4 separate regions of the Homo sapiens genome follow, and all the other regions are linked to region 1. A link is a contact called in ENCODE Hi-C or POLR2A ChIA-PET data. All regions are on one chromosome and are shown on one strand. Each heading gives the region's core, a stretch centred on a gene start or an enhancer-like site at or near the end of the contact. The rest is flanking DNA. Distances are from core to core; before and after follow the strand shown.

What was found. A loop is a pair of places that touch in the nucleus more often than their neighbours do. ChIA-PET counts read pairs that join two places held with the same protein, here RNA polymerase II (POLR2A). Pooled maps may share reads with other maps.
Region 2: a pooled map shows a loop between it and region 1 (5-fold over the local background). The contact joins the promoter of PEX11G here to the promoter of MAP2K7 in region 1. A Hi-C loop is called at or near these places in 1 of 37 single-sample maps with no recorded cell type and 4 of 50 pooled maps. POLR2A ChIA-PET finds 5 or more read pairs at or near these places in 2 of 52 experiments (PC-3 and activated CD4-positive, alpha-beta T cell).
Region 3: a loop to region 1 is called in a pooled map, with 11 times the contacts of the local background. The contact joins the enhancer-like site here to the promoter of MAP2K7 in region 1. A Hi-C loop is called at or near these places in 1 of 37 single-sample maps with no recorded cell type and 10 of 50 pooled maps. POLR2A ChIA-PET finds 5 or more read pairs at or near these places in 4 of 52 experiments (A673, H1, Panc1 and 1 more).
Region 4: a loop to region 1 is called in a map with no recorded cell type, with 13 times the contacts of the local background. The contact joins the promoter of CERS4 here to the promoter of MAP2K7 in region 1. A Hi-C loop is called at or near these places in 2 of 37 single-sample maps with no recorded cell type and 6 of 50 pooled maps. POLR2A ChIA-PET finds 5 or more read pairs at or near these places in 3 of 52 experiments (Caco-2, activated B cell and naive thymus-derived CD8-positive, alpha-beta T cell).

Annotation. Positions count from the first base shown.
Region 1 is chr19:7,902,276-7,905,640 of GRCh38, reverse strand. It overlaps MAP2K7 (mitogen-activated protein kinase kinase 7), which reads right to left and starts at 1,764. Exons shown (of 11, transcript NM_145185.4): 1 at 1,573-1,764. The coding sequence starts at 1,696. It overlaps LOC124904630 (a long non-coding RNA gene), which reads left to right and starts at 2,127. Exons shown (of 2, transcript XR_007067121.1): 1 at 2,127-2,220; 2 at 2,892-3,365. RefSeq lists enhancers at 722-1,261, 1,910-2,487 and a silencer at 1,203-1,552.
Region 2 is chr19:7,487,202-7,490,566 of GRCh38, reverse strand. It overlaps PEX11G (peroxisomal biogenesis factor 11 gamma), which reads left to right and starts at 1,532. Exons shown (of 5, transcript NM_080662.4): 1 at 1,532-1,616. The coding sequence starts at 1,557. RefSeq lists silencers at 1,346-1,675, 1,726-1,785.
Region 3 is chr19:7,550,246-7,553,610 of GRCh38, reverse strand. It overlaps PNPLA6 (patatin like domain 6, lysophospholipase), which reads right to left. Exons shown (of 32, transcript NM_001166114.2): 15 at 3,182-3,313; 16 at 2,971-3,094; 17 at 2,504-2,617; 18 at 2,174-2,249. Among named protein-coding and RNA genes, the nearest start is that of PNPLA6, 16 kb to the right of the region's middle. RefSeq lists enhancers at 2,271-2,962, 2,963-3,365. Within about 2 kb of position 2,115, at least 8 of the 41 ENCODE cell types and tissues checked have a DNase peak (open chromatin) inside an H3K27ac peak, as active enhancers do.
Region 4 is chr19:8,207,817-8,211,181 of GRCh38, reverse strand. It overlaps CERS4 (ceramide synthase 4), which reads right to left and starts at 1,812. Exons shown (of 12, transcript NM_024552.3): 1 at 1,688-1,812; 2 at 320-476. RefSeq lists a silencer at 1,212-2,131.

The DNA.
Region 1 (3,365 bases), core at 515-3,014:
ATGGAGTTGACACAGACAGAGACGCCTGGAGGGGACTCCTCGGGGGCCTGCCTGCCACCGGCCTCCTAGCTCTGCATGGGAACGGCCACCCCTGAAGGCACCCGGGATCCTGGACTCAACCCTGTCTCATCCACTCAGGGGCCAGGGAGGGCGGCCCCCAGGGGCTAGCAGGGACCCGTGTCTTGGCTGGGCTTCTTGTCTCAGGCAGTGTCCTGCACCAGAATCCCCACCTCCATGATTTCTCTGGACCCCCAAGAGACTCCCCAAGGAGGAACCCACGCTGACTCAGGTCAGGAGAGGGAGGGACAGGAGGGTGTCAGGCTGTGAAGGTCAGGCTGGGTGACCAGGGAATGGGTGGGGTGCCCAGATACGGGGGTACCTTTCTCGCCTGCCATAATGACTCCATAGAGAGAACTAAATAAACTACGAAGGTCACATCAGAGGAGACAAGAGAGAATTTTACTGGGTCAAGAAAGACACAAAAAGGATCATGGGTCAGGGGTGGTGTTCACAGGGTTTGAAAATCTAATTTCCTCCAGCCCAGAGGATTTAGAGACCAGGATCTTGGGGAAAAAGCCGGGAGACTAGATATGGTCAGTGTTCCCAGGCCAGGTGTGTGTGAAGCGAGAGGTACTGATCTAGGATGACAAGGTGTCAGGGAGGTAGGTACCGAGGTGGTGGGACTGATCAGAAAGCAGGTGGATGTATGCTGGGGCGCGGCGGGAGCAGGCCTAGAGTCACACTGGCCCCAGGTGTCCCCAGGTCAGGTGGGTGTGGGTGTGAAGGGAAGGGGAGCCATCACTTGAACACAGGTGACAAAGTCACCGGGCTGGCTGGGGGTCGATGTGCATTTCTGGAGGTCAGACACCACACGCTCACCAAGATGGTGGCAGTGAAACTGGTCACAGGGATTTGCGGGGCCTGGTGTATGTGGGAGGGGGTCTGCTGAGCCCAATGCCATGGTCACTGTCGCCAAGAGGGGGAGAAGGGACCCCCTCCCGTCCCCCCACCTCAGACACGGTCACAGGGAGAGCGAGAGGGAGAATCCTCGGGTCAGAAGAGATGGGGAGGGGCTCTATGTGGTCAAGTAACCTCAGGTGTCCCCGAGCCAGGCGTGCGCGTGTGCGTAGATCGTCGCTGCACGGGGCTGACAAGCCCCCAGGCCGGGGGAGGGGGGCGCCAGACAGTCCCTGAGATGACGAGAGTGGTAGCATCAGGTCAACAGGGACGTGTCTGTGTTTTCGGGGCGACCTGGATGTGGTCACTGTCGCGTGGAGTCGGGGAAGCCCGACCCAGAGGATCACGGCGATGGGGGCGGGTCATCAGCTGGGGGCCTCGCCTGGGTCCGGGAACTGGGCTCCCAAGCCCTGAGGGTGCGAACCCCCCGGAGCTCGCCGGCTCCACGCCCCCCGGGTCACCGTGACCCTCGCCCCGCGAGCCCGCAGCGGGGGGGGCGGAGAGGAGAGCGAGCGCCCCGGAAGCGGGGGCGGGGCCTTGTGGTGGGGGCGGGGCCTCCCGCGGCGCGCGCCCCGCCCCGCCCGCCCGCCCCCTCCCCCACGCCGCCGTGCTTACTGGGCCTGGGCCGCTGGGGGCTGATATCCAGGTTGAGGTCGATCCTCCGCCGGGCCTCCCGGTTCTCCTGCTTCAGCTTTGCTTCCAGGCGGGACAGCTTCTGTTCCAGGGAGGACGCCGCCATCTTCCCCGCCGCCACCGCCGCCGCGCACCGCCCGGCCGCCCGTCAGTCCGGCAGACAAACACCGCACTGCGCCTGCGCCCGGATGACCCCGTCGAGCCGCCGTCTCGCCCCGCACCGCGCATGCCCGCGGCGCGCACCCGCCCTTCTCCGCGTGCGAACCTCCGCGCGTGCGTGCTTCGGCTCAGCCCGAAGGATGACGCCACCTAGAGCTCGAGGCAGGCAACGTGCAACCCCCGCCTTCGTCGCCACCACCACCGTAGTGCGCATGCGCCAATTCCCGATCGCTCCTGAGAGAGGCGCTGCGAGGAAACACCATTCTTCTGAGGACGGTGGGCGGGGAAAACGGCGCGCATGCTTAGCGAGGCGAAGCCGTGTTCGCCCGCGTGGCTTTTGCGCATGCGCATTCCTGGAACCTCGTTCCCAAAGCGGCAGTCGATCCCTGGTCTCCACGGCGGTGCAGCCTCAGCCTCCTCGCTTTTCACGGTCGGCTTGGGCGTCCCTTCGGAATGCCTTCCTCACTGATGGTGCTTTATTAGGATTCCTCTTGTGCTTAATTACCTCCTAGCCTCCTGCTGGCAGCGGGGTGCCGCCTCCTCACCGTAATTAGGCTCCGTCGAGAGCCCTTTCCCTTCTTGCCAGCCCCAGCAGGCTCAGAGTTGGCCGAAGCCAGGGGGGAGGGGACGGCCATGGGAACCCAGCGGTGTGACCCCTGCCCTCGGCGACGGGGCCAAGGTCAAGGCCAGAGTTGTTGGCCAGACCCACATAGAACCTCAAGACACCCCCCTTATCTCTCTCGCACCCGGAACGTGAGCCCAGCGCCTGGACGTGGAGAATTCCTATCTGAGGAGGGGCGCTGGGGTTAGGTGCCAGTGCTTGGGCCCCCGGCAGCCTAAACCACTCCTTTAAGTGGTCCGACGGGTGCTGGGGAAATGTCCCATCTGGAACCCAGGGATCCCCCCAAGAGCGGCTTCCCTCTGCTCTTAGATGCGAGAAGGAAGTTCTGATTTTGCGGACACCCGGGAGGTGGCCAGGGCCAGGCAGACTCTGCCAAGTGCCCTTCCAGCTTCTGGTCCAACGAGGGAACACTTTGGGATGAGAGTTACCGGCTTGTCGGAACTCCTCTGGTGACGATTTGTGGGTGGAGCACACACAAGTGTAGAGTTATAGCTGAGGTCTTTACCTTTCCGTCTTCCAGGCAGCCTTCTGTGCCTCTGCTCTGAGAACATGAGACTCATCCTTGATTCTGGCACACGGGTGTTACTTGGTCACATGAAATAAAAGGTTACGGGCATGGTGGTTCACGCCTGTAATCCCAGCACTTTGGGAGGCCGAGGCGGATGGATCACGAAGTCAGGAGAGGACCAGCCTGGCCAAGATGGTGAAACCCCGTGTCTACTAGAAATACGAAAATTAGCCGGGCATGGTGGCAGGCGCCTGTAATTCCAGCTACTTGGGAGGCTGAGGCAGAGAATTGCTTGAACCCAGGAGGCGGAGGTTGCAGTGAGCCAAGATTGCGCCACTGCACTCCAGCCTGGGTGACAGAGCCAGACTCCGTCTCAAAAAAAAAAAAAAGAAAGAAAAACAGGGTCTTGTTCTGTTGCTCAGGCTGGAGTGGAGTGGTGTGATCACAGCTCACTGCAGCCTCAACCTCCTGGGTCCTGGGCTCAAG
Region 2 (3,365 bases), core at 283-2,782, 410 kb after region 1:
GAGATCAAGACCATCCTGGCTAACACGGTGAAACCCCGTCTCTACTAAAAATACAAAAAAAAAAAAAAAAAAAAAATTACCCAGGCGTGGTGGCGGGCGCCTGTAGTAGTGCCAGCTACTCGGGAGGCTGAGGCAGAAGAATGGCGTGAACCCGCGAGGCGGAGCTTGCAGTGAGCCGAGATCGTGCCACTGCACTCCAGCCTGGGCGACAGAGCGAGGCTCCGTCTAAAAAAAAAAAATTAACAAGGGAAAAACAAATTTATTAACATGTGTACCTTATGTGTACATGGGAGATGCCAAGAGAAATGAGGTGGCTTATATAGCTTATATAACTCCTGCTTATATAGCACCTTCAACATATAGCAGCAAATTTTTGGAGAAGTGACAAGACGAAGGAAAAGGACATTGAGGCCGGGTGCGGTGGCTCACGCTTGTAATCCCAGCACTTTGGGAGGCCGAGGCGGGCGGATCACTTGAGGCCAGGAATTTGAGAACAGCCTGGCCAACGTGGTGAAACCCCGACTCTACCAAAAATACAAAAATTAGCCGGGCACAGTGGTGCACAGCTGTGATCCCAGCTACTTGGGAAGCTGAGGCACGAGAATCGCTTGAACCAGGGAAGCGGAGGACGCAGTGAGCAGAGATGGCGCTACTGCACTCTAGCTTTGGGGACAGAGCAAGACTCCGTCTCAAAAAAAAAGAAAAAAAAAAAAAAGACGTCTCCAGACAAGAGTCTAAAGGTGTCCCTGGTGATCAACCTTTGTCCTTCCTGGTAGAGAGGGGAGGAGGGCACCTTTGTACCTTTAGGTCCTGCTTTGAGGCAAATCAGGGAAGAACAGAGAGCTTTTCCGGTATCAGCTTCATTGATCTCAGCTCAAAATAATCCTACACCAAGGTCGCATATTTCAGAGGGGCATATGCTGGTCTCCTACGGGGGTCTCTCTTGGGGGTGATAAAAATACCCCGAAACTAGCAAGGGGTGATGGTTGTCCAACATGTGCATGTACTAATGTCACTGAATTGTGCATTTTTATTTTTTATTTATGTATTCTAGAACAATTCTTAACGTCCAAAGATAACGTCTTTCCTTAACGTCGAAAGATGCCTTGTTGTGATATTACAGCAGTCATTCCTGCTCACTACGGGCAGGCAGACAGTGCAGAAAAGGTGAAGCACAAAAACTAAAAAGGAAAATCTCTCCTTGAACCACTGCGAACAGGTTGGTGGTTTTGCTTGGAATATTTTTGGAGCGTGTGGGTAGTTGGTTAAACTTAGAAATATATTTTTTTGTGCGTGGGTAGTTGGCCAAACCGCCGTGGGGCAGAATGCAGCAAACTCCGAGGATGATCCAGGGTCTGCAGGCCTGGAGAGCACACACGTGTCGGCCCCACCTCTGCAAACTCTGTCCCTCCCCTACAGCGGACAAAAAGCCGGTCAGGGGGACAAAGGCCTGCGGCCGCGCCTGCGCGCAAGCCTTTGGGGCGCTCCCGGTACCCCGGCCTGGCCCCGCCCCCTGGCGCGGCGCGCCGACGTCGCGGTGACGTCACGGAGTTGCCATGGCGTCGCTGAGCGGCCTGGCGTCGGCGCTGGAGTCGTACAGGGGCCGGGACCGCCTGGTGAGGCAGGGGCGGACCGGGGCCGGAGGTCCTAGAGTTTGGCCCAAGCTCAGAGACTGGGAAACGGGCCAGAGAGGGGACGGGGTCGCCCAGGATACTCCGTCGCAGAGGCCCCGTCCGAGCTAGGCTCAAATGCGGTGCCCTAGCATTGGACATTTATGTATTTATTTATTTTGGCTGGAGTGCAGTGGTGCGATCTCTGCTCACTGCAGCCTCCGCTTCCCGGGTTCAAGCGATTCTCCTGCCTCAGCACTCCCGAGTAGCTGGGACTACAGGCGCCCGCCACCACTCCCTGCTATTTTTTTGTATTTTTAGTAGAGACGGAGTTTCATCGTGTTAGCCAGGATGGTCTCGATCTCCTGGCCTCAAGCGATCCACCTGCCTCGGCCTCCCAAAGTGCTGGGATTACAGGCGTGAGCCACCGCGTCTGGCCAGCGTTGGACATTTAGATAGTTTCTGCCAACCCAACCTGTCTGGACATTGACACACTGGCCAGATTCCCGTGTTTGGACGTTTTGGATCCGACCAGGCCACTGAAGTTGTCCTGAACAATCTCGTGTTGGGATTTGGGATGTTGCAGGGCTCCCCTGTGGCTGGACATTCACTTCCAACCAGATTCCCTATAGTTGGGCATTTAGGTTGTTTCAGCCAACCTAGACCAAAGAACACGCCATGGCCTGGGCCCTGCCATGCCTAAGCAGCGATGGGTTCCAACAAAACCCCAGTTGGTCATTTAGATCGTCTCTGCCAACCCAGCCTGGCTGGACGTTTACATACCAAACAGATTCCCATGTTTGGACATTTAGGATCTGACCGGGCCACTGTAGTTGGTCCCTGGGTTGTCCCAAACAATCTCATGTGGGGATTTAGGATATTGCAAGACTCTCCCTATGGCTGGACAGTTTTTAGTTCCAATCAAGTCCCATATGGTTGAACATTTAGGTTATGCCATCCATGCCCCTGAGTCTGGACTCTTAGCTTGTCCCCACCAGTCTCTTATAGGTAGACATTCAGGTTGTACCAGGCGGTGTACTGGTGGCTAGGCATTTAGATTCCATTCAAATATCTTATGATTGGGGGGGTGGGTTAACAAATCTCCCCCGAGTTGAACATTCAGATTGCAGTGTTTTGCCATTATAATGGGGCTGGAAAGGAATTACAAGTAAAAATAAATAAAACAACAGGAACAAGCAATTTCTGAAAAGCAGGTAAAATAAAGATATAAGGGAGGCCAGGCGTGGTGGCTCGCGCCTGTGATCCTAGCACTTTGGGAGGCTGAGCTGGGTGGATTGTCTGAGCTCAGGAGTTTGAGACCAGCCTGGGAAAAGTGATGAAACCTCGTCTCTACTAAAATACAAAAATTAGCCGGATGTGGTGGTGCGTGCCTGTAGTCCCAGCTACTTGGAAGGCTGAGGCGGGAGAATTGCTTGAACCTGGGATGCAGAGGTTGCAGTGAGCTCACACCTTTGCACTCGAGCCTGGGGAGCAGAGCAAGACTCTGTCTCCAAAAGAAAAAAGATCTGAGTAGTGAAGATGACCTATTTCAGAAGGCTCCACATCACCTACTGAGTAGGTTCTTTCTCTCTAAAGTAATTCTACCAAATTATCCTGTTGTTCACTGGGTTGAGGCCTGATCACCTGTGCCCACCATTCAGCACATCCAAAGGCTTTGGTCCAGGCAGGTAGATGTAAATATACACTTTAGCTGTGGCTTCCTGCCACCTGGGAAAAGAAGGACCTAGGAGGTGG
Region 3 (3,365 bases), core at 866-3,365, 350 kb after region 1:
GGATCCATTACACAACTCTACAACCATTCAGATTCACTGTGCTTGGGAGATCAATTGGCCAGTGCCCCTGCCTCATTCTGGCCTTGGTTCCTCTGTCTAATGGGGGACCTGAACATAAAACGAGGCAGAAATAAAGCTATTTTTAGCCTAGCCAACATGGAGAAACACTGCTCTACTAAAAATACACAACAATTAGCCAGGCATGGTGGCATACACCTGTAATCCCAGCTACTTGGGAGGCTGAGGCAGGAGAATCACTTGAACCTGGGAGGCAGAGGTTGCAGTGAGCCGAGATCGTGCCACTGCACTCCAGCCTGGGCTACAGAGCGAGACCCTGTCTTAAAAAGAAAATAAAAGAAAAGACAAAGACAAGAAAAGAAAAGCTACTTTTGACCCAGCTGTTGCTTCCCAGTTTCTCCACTAACAGCCTAGACCAGCTGTCAACTCCCATATCTTGCCTAGACCTCTTGTTGCCTCCTTACTGGTGGAATCCTTCCTCCCCAATCTAACAATAACAATCTAAATAAGCTCAAGTGCCTGTCCACAGCCCCTAGCCCCTATGTGACTTACCCCCCAACCCCCATCACCTCTCCCCTTGATCGCTTTCCTCCTCAGTGCTTCAAAACCACCAGCCTCCTGTGCAGCACCCCTGGTTTCTCTTTCATGTCTGGCCCCATCTTAGTTGTCAAGTCTCAGCTCACTGTCCTTAGAAAAGCCTCTTTCTCCCTCCCTTCCTCCCTCCCTCTTTCAGCCACACGGCAAGATGACCCTCTTTTGTCTTCTAGATATTGTATTCTCTATCTGTAATTTCTTTCCTTTTCTTTTCTTTTTTTTTTTCTTTCTTTTTTTTTTTTTGAGATGGAGTTTTGCTCTGGTTGCCCAGGCTGGAGTGCAATGGCGTAGGCTCGGCTCACTGCAACCTCTGCCTCCCCGGTTCAAGCGATTCTCCTGCCTCAGCCGTCCAAGTAGCTGGGATTACAGGCACCCACCACCACACCCGACTAATTTTTGTACTTTTAGTAGAGATGAGTTTCACCACGTTGGCCAGGCTGGTCTCGAACCCCTGACCTCAAGTGATTCACCTGCCTCAGCCTCACAAAGTGCTGAGATTACAGGCGTGACCCACCGCCCCAGGCCTCTGTAATTTCTTAATGATGTCTTTTCTGCCACTACCGCCCTGCCCCCGCCTTGGGGGATCTAGGGCTCAGGGCCAATTGGGTAGAACCCCTGGAGGGAAAAGGGGTATCTAGGTTGCTGGGCTGGCCCAGAATCTGGCCACCACAATGTAGAAACTCAGGCCCTCATTTCAGCAGGCCTCCAACCCCACCGCACGCCCCATTCTGTTCTAGCTCACTGAAGCCACAGGCTGAAACAGGGGGCTACATCTCCCAGCAAGCTGTAACTTCAGAAGGCGAGGTGCCCAGAGTCCTAAACAACAATCCACAGACTATTTTCCATCATGGTATGGGGAGTTTTGTTTGTTTGCTGTTTTATTTTTTCTGAAACAGGTTCTAGCTCTGTCATCCCGGCTGGAGTACAGTGGCACGATCACGGCTCACTGCAGCCTCGACCTCCGGGCTCAAGCAATCAATCCTCCCGCCTCAGCCTCCTGAGTGGCTGAGACTACAGGCATGTGTCACCAAGCCCAGCTAATGTTTGAAATTTTTGTAGAGACGGGGGTCCTACTATGTTGCCCAGGCTGGTTTCAAACTCAATCTCCTGGGCTCAAGCGATCCTCCTGCCTCAGCCTCCCAAAGTGCTGAGATTACAGGCATGAGCCACCATGACGGCCCTGCCATCATATTCTGATCTAGGACTCCCTTTCTCTCAACGTCCAGGCCGTGGACTTCCCCAGCAAGCCCTGACTCCCGGGCAGACTACGCCAAGTCCACCGCCTAAGACTCCCTCCCCGGCACCACTGATTTACTTTCGAGCCCATTAACTAGCACGCCAGGGGTCGAGGACTTCGTTTCCCAGCATGCTCAGGAACACGAACTCCATTCCCCAGAATGCTCTGCACCTGGGTCCTACTTAGGGTTTGAAACCCTCAGGGGCACGATTTCTTCGCGGAACTCCATTTCCCAGCATCCCTCAGGAAAGAAGGCTTCCCTCCCAGCATGCTCTGGACGCCGGACTACATCTCCCAGCACGCTCTGGGCCGGCCGGCTCTCACCTGGGAAGGGTCCTTGCAGCTGCTGCAAATTCCCTAGAATTTTCTGGCTCAGTAGGTGGATAAGGCGGGTCACGACCTGGGGGCGTTGGAGGCCGGCATTTCAGTGAGACCTGGGAAGCGGCTGTCCAGGTCCCACCTCTCCCTCCTATGCCGGGGCTCCTGGGTGCCCGTTACCTGGGTCCCACCCCCGAGAGCCCCCGCCCTCACTCTCTCGCTTCGGCCCCTCCCTCGACCCCGCCCCTCTGTAAGCCCCGCCCACACACTAGGCCCGGCCCCCACCCCCCCGGAGTCCCGCCTCCGCCTCTCTGCCCCGCCCACAACAGGCCGCACCTGCGGGTACCGGCGTTTGATGTGACCCAAGGTGCCCTCGGGAAGCTTGGCCAGCTCCGTGTCGCGCACCGCGTGCACCGTCGTGGCTCGCGGCTGCCGGGTCAGTGCCTCCACCTGGGGGGCCGCGTGCATGATTGGGGCTGCTTGGGTGGGGAATGAGGAGGCCGAAGATGGGTGGAAAGGGGGCTGTACTGCCCCATCTAGGGCTCCCCTGCAATGGGGGTGTAGGGAAGCAAGCCTCGCTCGCTACCCATTAGAGCTCTGGGGAGAGGGAGAGGACAGGGATCCACGACAGGCGGAATCCCCTTTTTCCAACGAAATGAGGTCTGGGCGGGGAGTGGACTGGGTGACCTCAGAGGTCGGGAGCTGCATTCACCACTCCCTGGATTACCCGGGATGATGTGTGTGAGTTGTCGAGGGACTGGCCTGGAAAAGGCCAGAGGTCAGTGGGTGGGGGTCGCGCTCACCACGCCGATGAGGTCGCCGCGGCCGTACTCGCCCACCAGCTCCTTCTTGCCACTGCCTCGCTGGATCACGCTACGCAGCCGCCCATTGAGCACGATGTAAGTGCAGTCGGAGCGGTCGCCCTGCCTGAGTGGGCGTGGAGGTCAGCAAGGTCTGACCACCCCCAGGTCCCCACCCCTAGGCCGGGCCTGAGCAGCGCGGTGGGAGCTGCACCTGTACAGCGCGCGTCCCGCCTCCACTGCAGTCCAGTCGATGGCGAAGTCCATCTGGCGCACGAAGGGCGACATCCTGGCTGCCACCGTGTGCGCCGCACTCAGCACCACACTGGGCTGTGCGCGCATGATCCTGCAGGAACAGACTTGGGATGAAAGAGGAAGGCCTCAAAACCGTCCTACAC
Region 4 (3,365 bases), core at 563-3,062, 310 kb before region 1:
GCTTTATTCAACCTGCAGACAGCCCTGGGTCAGGAGGTGGACACTGTTGTGAATTTCTCAGAGGAGAAATGGAAGCCCATACATCCCCCTGAACTCCCACCGGGCGTTAGAACCCTCTCCGGTTCCTTAGGGGTGTGGCTGCCACCGAGATCTGCCTAGCCTCGGCTTTCATCGATCCATGAACACTCCCAGGCTCAGATACTACTGACCCATTTTACAGATGGGTAAACTGAAGCTCAGAAACCTTTCCCTGGGGGCCCTACAGCCAGTTCAACGACCAAGGCCGCCCCCCACCCCCCACACCCCAGGCTCAAAGTACCTCTGCTGGCAGTGGGTGAGCTGGAAAAACAGGTAAGGAAAGTCCTCAATGCCTCTTCCTCCACGCCTGGCTGGGCCTGCTGGGGCCCAGGTGCACTGAATGAGGCTTCTAATCAGTCCCCCAGCTCCACTTCTGTGTTTATTCACAGCAGCTGCTCCTGGAAGGCAGACCCATTTGAGGCTGGGGGAGGCCGAGGGCTTCAAAGACAATTCCACAGTCCAGGAACCCTATCCCCATATAACAGACCCAGGTCGCCCCAGTGGGGTCACCCTGGCCTCTGCGCTCAGATGCCTGAGACCTTGCCTGAGCTCAGACTGGAGTCGATGGGAGCATTCCCCCATCTGGTAGGTTTTGCAAACCACAACAGCCTCTCCCCCTGCCCACCTTCCTGTGTCCCCCAGAGCAGCTTCTCCTCAAGTCTCCCAACCCAGCAATGAAAGCCTCTTCTATATACTCCTAACTACCCAGGAGAAACATCGGTCCCCCACGCTCCACTTGCAAACAGACAGAATTAGACGATGTTACTCTGCCAAAGCGAATTTTCAGTTCACCCACTTCCTATCACACCTTCCAGCCAGGTCAAGCCAGAAGCCCCCTTCCAAGTATCCCCATCTCTCCTACCCACAGCGGCTACGGGATGTTCTTAAGACACAATCCGATCACGCCATGCACCTGCTGTTCCAAGCCTCCCTGGTCCCCACCGCCCCGAGAACGGGTTCCACACTCTCCTCGCCGCTTCCCAGGCCCCGGCCAACCTCTCTCCACCTCAGACCCTCCCTCTCCGCGTTTCAGCCAGGCTGGCCTCTTTTCTGCTCCGCACACACTCCCGGCTAGGCCCTGGGCCTAAAAAGCCCTCGCTGGCTGGTCCAACCAGGCCAAATGACATTATCCCCGCCTGGGCACCTCCACCTCACCCCGGCCGCCTGATGGGTTAGCTCGGGCTTGGAATGACGTGTTTAAGCGGTTCTCAGAAGCCGTCTACGCGGCCGGGCTGCGGACTCCGAGGCCAGGGCCCCAGCTGCGTCCCCAGCCCTGGCACGTCGGGGAAACGGGGCGCTCCCCCGGCTCACACATCCGGATTCCCCCGCGTCACGAGGCCAGGATCGCCCCTACTCGCTCCAGCCCGTTTCACAGCCGCGTCCTCGGGCACCCGTTGCGCCCCGGCCCTCGTGGGGGAGCGCGGATAGCTCGGGGAGACGGCCATGATGGGAAGCCCCGAGGGGGACAGTCCCCGGCGGGGTGATGGGGGCTGGAGCCCAGCTGCGAGTGGGGGCCGGGCTGGGGCCGCCATGGCCGCGGAGGCGGGGCCGGGGACCGCCGTGAGGGTGGCGTTCGGGGCGGTGTTCGCGGCGCGGGGTGCTCGCTTACCTGGGGGTGCAGGCGGCCGGGCGCACCGAGGGCCGGCGGCGGGGCTGGGGACGGCGCGCCTAGCGGGCTACCCGGAGCAGCTGCAGACACGCGCCGCCCGCCCCAGGCAGCCGGACTCTGCTCCTGGCCGGGCCTCGGCCCCCAGCAGGGGAAAAAAGGCTTGAGTGGGGGGAGCCCGGGGCGGGGCCGTGGGGGCGGGGCCTGGGCGGGGCACGCGCCCCGGAACGGTGGGGCCTGGCGCGGGGCTGGGGCCCTGGAGAGGCGGGGCCTGGCGCGGGGCGGGGGACTTGGAGGGGCAGGGCCTGGAGCGGGCGCCGGGTCCTCCAGGCGCTTGCCCCCCTCGACGCAACTAGGCCTCTCCCTGGCCCCCGACCCCGCACCCGCACCCCATCCCCGCCCCCGTCCCCGCCCCCCCATTCTCGCCCCCGCCCCCGTTCCCGCTCCGCCCATCTCTGCCCCGCGGCGCGCCTGGCCCGGGTCCAGCCTAGCGTTTCTAGTCTGCGCCTTATCTCTCCCCTTTGAACCCAGTATTGTCCGCTGCGCGCTCCGTCCGGCCCCGGCTTCACCCCTGTTCGCTGTCTGTCTCCCCGGCCCCCTCCCAGGTCCCCTCTTCTGCCCGAGATGCTCTGGCTCTGCTCATCTGTCCACACCCCCACACTCCCGGGGCGCCCTGAGCCTCTGGGGCGCGCAGTTGGATGGTGCACAGGGGAGGCCCAGATTTCTCCAGGCCTCAGCGGCCACCCTGGGTACCCCGAGTCTGGGGCCCTGTTGGAGGGCCAGTCCAGGGGTTCGCCCGAGGCGCGCGCGGGGGCCAACCGAGGCGGTGAGGGCACCGGGCAAAGGCTGCGATTTGGTGGGGTGCAGGGGTCAGGCGACAGAGCTGGGGAGATAAGATGGGAGATAGGCCGGGTGGGTGGTGGCGCAGCCCTGGTTTTGGCTGAGGGCAGCAGCAGTGGGGGCTGGGTCCCCCGCTTGCCTGGTAGAACCGAAAATGACCCAGTCTCAGCAGCGCGCAGGGGCAGGGAGCCTGGGCGATCCCTGAACAGAGGACAGCCCCAGGGGTTTTCATAGTCGCTGGCCCACCGCATGTACTCTGGGCAAGTGGCTTCGCCTTTGGACAATAAGCCTCTGTAAAATGGGGATAATAAACCTTTCTCTGACTCAGCTCAGCAGACCCAAGACCCATGGGGTGAAGTTGGGGCCTCCCTGCCACAGGGCCCTAGGCAAGCTGAGATTTGATTTCCTCACACAGACAGGGGCGCGGGGGGCGGGGCGGTCAGGGAGGCAGGAGACCTCTGTTGCAAGTGTGGAAGAACCTGTCCCTCCAAGTTCAGACTCCTGGCGTTTGCACTTGGCCTTCCCTCTGCTACACTGTTTCTCTTTTCTTTTTTCTTTTTCTTTTTTTTTTTTTGAGACGGAGTCTTGCATTGTGGCCCGGGCTGGACTGCAATGGCATGATCTCGGCTCACTGCAACTTCTGCATCCTGGTTTCATTCGATTCTCCTGCCTCAGCCTCCCGAGTAGCTAGGATTACAGGCGCCCACAACACCCGGCTAATTTATATATATATATATTTTTTTTTTTGGAGAGACGGGGGTTTCACAATGTTGGCCAGACTGATCTCAAACTCCTGACCTCGTGATCCACCAGCCTTGGCTTCCCAAAGTGCTGGGATTAC